2 separate regions of the Mus musculus genome follow, and region 2 is linked to region 1. Evidence: chromatin loops called from intact Hi-C (ENCODE). Cell type or tissue: left cerebral cortex. All regions are shown on one strand.

Region 1 (2,500 bases):
TAGTATACACCTTTAATCCCAAATAATACAGCTAAGGCTAGTTTGTAGAAGAAAGCTACCATGCTTGAAAGTAACAGCTAATTGAGGTGCAGACAAAGTGATGAATCAGAGGAAGATTTGGTTTAACAGAATGAGTCAGAGATAGAATTTAGCAACCACTCACTAGAACAGTACAGAAAAGAGGAATATTGAGAGAGCAGTGCAAAGAGAAAGAAGAGTCAGTTTTACTAGGACATTTTTACCATTATAGATTGCAGGTAGACAGAATGAGATAGAACATGAGATGTAGCCAGATGATTAAAACAGAAAGGTAGAGTTAGTTTGAGTCCAATCAAAACAAAATAGGTAGAAGCTAATAGAGAACAGTTTGAATTAGTCAGCTAGGAGAAGAATTTGAGCTAGAACAGCTGAGTTGAACCAATCAGCCAGACTTCAGAAAGAGCTAGAAAATGGGAGTTTATTCAGCAGTAAGACTGAGGACACAGTTACAATAGGCAAATAAAAATTACACACACACACACACACACACACATTCACACACACACATTCAGAAGTTGGTTTGGCTATAAACTCCTACAATAAAGATGCATGATCTATGGATTGTCAATGTGATAATTCTGAGTTTTCCTTTATTTTTAGTTACCTTGTGAATAAGCTAAATAAAATACACAGAATATATATTTTATATTTTCATGAAACATGGCTTTTTAAAGTCAAAATACTAGAGTAAAAAGTATATTCCATTATTTATTTTATGAAAACTTAAGTAATCATTTAATTTATCATCCTGTTGATTACTTCTTCTTTTTTTTTTTTTTTTTTTTTTTTTTTTTTTTGATATTTTTTTTTTATTAGGGATTTAGCTCATTTACATTTCCAATGCTATACCAAAAGTCCCCCTTACCCACCCACCCCCACTCCCCTACCCACCCACTCCCCCCCTTTGGCCCTGGCGTTCCCCTGTACCGGGGCACACAAAGTCTGCGTGTCCAATGGGCCTCTCTTTCCAGTGATGGCCGACTAGGCCATCTTTTGATACATATGCAGCTAGAGTCAAGAGCTCAGGGGTACTGGTTAGTTCATAATGTTGTTCCACCTATAGGGTTGAAGATCCCTTTAGCTCCTTGGGTACTTTCTCTAGCTCCTCCATTGGGAGCCCTGTGATCCATCCATTAGCTGACTGTGAGCATCCACTTCTGTGTTTGCTAGGCCCCGGCATAGTCTCACAAGAGACAGCTACATCTGGGTCCTTTCAGTAAAATCTTGCTAGTGTATGCAATGGTGTCAGCATTTGGAAGCTGATTATGGGGTGGATCCCTGGATATGGCAGTCTCTACATGGTCCATCCTTTCATCTCAGCTCCATACTTTGTTTCTGTAACTCCTTCCATGGGTGTTTTGTTCCCACTTCTAAGGAGGGGCATAGTGTCCACACTTCAGTCTTCATTTTTCTTGAGTTTCATGTGTTTAGGAAATTGTATCTTATATCGTGGGTATCCTAGGTTTTGGGCTAGTATCCACTTATCAGTGAGTACATATTGTGTGAGTTCCTTTGTGATTGTGTTACCTCACTCAGGATGATGCTCTCCAGGTCCATCCATTTGGCTAGGAATTTCATAAATTCATTCTTTTTAATAGCTGAGTAGTACTCCATTGTGTAGATGTACCACATTTTCTGTATCCATTCCTCTGTTGAGGGGCATCTGGGTTCTTTCCAGTTTCTGGCTATTATAAATAAGGCTGCTATGAACATAGTGGAGCATGTGTCCTTCTTACCAGTTGGGGCTTCTTCTGGATATATGCCCAGGAGAGGTATTGCTGGATCCTCCGGTAGTACTATGTCCAATTTTCTGAGGAACCGCCAGACTGATTTCCAGAGTGGTTGTACAAGCCTGCAATCCCACCAACAATGGAGGAGTGTTCCTCTTTCTCCACATCCTCGCCAGCATCTGCTGTCACCTGAATTTTTGATCTTAGCCATTCTCACTGGTGTGAGGTGGAATCTCAGGGTTGTTTTGATTTGCATTTCCCTGATGATTAAGGATGTTGAACATTTTTTCAGGTGCTTCTCTGCCATTCGGTATTCCTCAGGTGAGAATTCTTTGTTCAGTTCTGAGCCCCATTTTTTAAGGGGGTTATTTGATTTTCTGAGGTCCACCTTCTTGAGTTCTTTATATATGTTGGATATTAGTCCCCTATCTGATTTAGGATAGGTAAAGATCCTTTCCCAGTCTGTTGGTGGTCTTTTTGTCTTATAGACAGTGTCTTTTGCCTTGCAGAAACTTTGGAGTTTCATTAGGTCCCATTTGTCAATTCTCGATCTTACAGCACAAGCCATTGCTGTTCTGTTCAGGAATTTTTCCCCTGTGCCCATATCTTCAAGGCTTTTCCCCACTTTCTCCTCTATAAGTTTCAGTGTCTCTGGTTTTATGTGAAGTTCCTTGATCCACTTAGATTTGACCTTAGTACAAGGAGATAAGTATGGATCGATTCGCATTCTT
Region 2 (2,500 bases), 120 kb after region 1:
CCACTTAAGAAGGAATGAGTCGTAGAAGTTCAAGGTCATTTTGACTAGGCTGTATTATGTGAAACAACTGTATCAAGACAGACTGAGAAACTAACCATAATACCCAACAAGAAAAAATTCACCTGAGCTACATTGTAGAGAAAGATGACCAGCCACAATGTATGAAATAATTAATTAAGGAATAGTTGTCTTTGTTCCCCTGACTACAGGTGCTATGTTTATTGGTCAACCATGCCTGCTACAGACATGTTAGCATGAGCTGAGAGTGCATTAGCCCCATTTTTTTCTGTCTTAATTGATGATTCTCACTGTTTACATCCAATCTTAATTCAGTGATTTTATCTTAGCAATTTGAAATAGGTATATTTATAATATTTATGGTATGGATTCTTTCAGCCTGAAAAAAATAGTGTCTCTATGAAAATCAGAAAATAGCCTTCAGGGGTTGGTTTTCTTTCCATATTGGCTATGGGATTGAAACTGAACTCATGTCTTCATGATGGTGACTGCCATTACATCTCACAAGCTGGAATATATACTTTTACCAAATGAAATAGGTCTTATTTAGAATGTCACCACTATGCTTCAATCGTCGTGTTAGTCTTTAGAAGAAATCATTAATCTAGAAAAGAAAGATTGATGTTTGGTGGTATTAGCAAGTCTGTAGGAAATAAAAGCCTTGAAAGAAAAAAAAAGATATATGCATGAAAATTTTCAGAAATCACCTGTAAGTATTCACTACTATCACTACTATTACTGCTCATAGCTACTCTGGTCATGGCCCTTTTAAAGCGCAGTTCTGCAGTACACAATGTCCCAAAGCCTGGAAATGAATGCATAGTACACCTCTTTTTATTTTGCCAAGTCTAGAGATATGAGCAATAAAGACAAGAAAAGTTGATTTTGTTGTTGTTTTTAACTAAACTCAATAACTTGAATAATATTCCCCTAAATGCAGCTGGGAACTTCCTCTGAGAGTGTAAAGCTTTTTGCTGATGCTTTTCCATTAATTCTCCTTGTATCTGGAACTTGGCACCTGAAGCACAATGCATTATGCAGAACCAAAGTACATTTTGCACAGAGGAAGGATTGCATTTCAATGTTTCCCTAGTGCTCAACTTCAAAATACCAGCAGGTCTGCCATCAGGACTGTGCCTCTCCCCATATTCTTGATATTAAAATCATCCTAAGTGGCATATATAGTTAAGATTTTTTACATGCAACATAAACATAAATATATACACAATTATAAAGGAGGAAAACAAAACAGAAACTGACAGATGGAGACATGATTTTACTTGGTACCCGTGGGCAAAAGATTGTATCTCCAATCCTGTAATAGATTAATGGAGAGAAATGTAGACAGTATGTAATCTAACAGCAATGTTTATAAGGACTGTTTTTAAAGTTCTATGAAGAGTCTGGGTACTTAAAAGCTAGTATATCTAAGGAGAGGACTTCATCAATAAACTGCTTACAAAGCAAGTGTGAGGATTTGAATTTGGATTACATCCACATAAGAAACGAGATATAGTGGCATTCTTGCTGTCCCATTGCTGGGAGGGTGGAGCCAGATTACAGGCCAGCCAGTATCAATAAACTGATGAGCTTTGAGTTCACTGAGAAAACTTCTTATAGAGAAAGACAAACAATATCAACCTTTGGAATATGTGCTAGTTACATGTGTGTCCATGTGTGCATACCAACTATGTACATTTAAACAGGTATACACACAATCATAAGAGCGTATACATACAAAAACACTGCACATATATACAAAATATGTAGTTGGATGAGTATATGAGCAAATATGTTTTAACACAAATATCATGTGCCTAGTTACTGGATATTTTAATAACAGAAAATATGATTAGGAGGATTTGTATTCTCCAAGCTACAAGAAATTACAGCTTTTCAAAATGCATTCCACCAAGTAAAGTTAGAGTAAGGCTAGACTGGGAGTTTTAGTCTCTAAGCCCTGTTTGGGTTCAAAGACATCAGAGATCAATGTCAACTCAAAGAGATCTTTATGATTAACAATAGATTTGAAGTGATCTCAAGTTTAAAATAGATTTAAAGGGGAGTTTGTAATATATTTTCAAGAATAGAGATGGACTTTGAAATGTAAACAGTCTTAAATTTGAAAGCAGTCACAAGACACCCATTCTCTGTGATTTTAGACAGACAGAGGTGGATTCAACACCAAGTAAATTACATTCCTAAGAATTTCCCAAACAGTGGTGTCATTTCAATGAATCTGTTGGCTCTGTTTCTGAGTCGCATGTAAATTCCTTCTTTGTAGCATTTCTTTTCAAATTGGAATATCTTTGTCCCATAAAGCTTCATACATACTGTGCCAGTTTTAGTCATCTTATCTGTGACTTATCCCTTTTTCATCTCCTGTATGAATCATGTAAGTCCATAGACACAAGTATTCTTCAGTGTTTCACTTCCCAAATACCTCTAGCCCCAAAGCTTATAAGAGATTCTTTCATTCTTT

Evidence for each region. Peaks named below come from ENCODE experiments on the same cell type or tissue, not always from the same donor. Only the 100,000 strongest peaks of a DNase experiment are listed, where the experiment ranks them.
Region 2: a loop joins it to region 1, with 7 times the contacts of the local background. A loop is called at or near these places in 14 of 42 quality-filtered maps.

Annotation. Positions count from the first base shown.
Region 1 is chr4:67,921,230-67,923,729 of GRCm38, reverse strand. No RefSeq gene overlaps it. Among named protein-coding and RNA genes, the nearest start is that of Gm23738, 260 kb to the left of the region's middle. In left cerebral cortex, no CTCF peak of the experiment used is centred here; no DNase peak of the experiment used is centred here.
Region 2 is chr4:67,803,860-67,806,359 of GRCm38, reverse strand. No RefSeq gene overlaps it. Among named protein-coding and RNA genes, the nearest start is that of Gm23738, 380 kb to the left of the region's middle. In left cerebral cortex, no CTCF peak of the experiment used is centred here; a DNase peak (open chromatin) is centred at 1,055.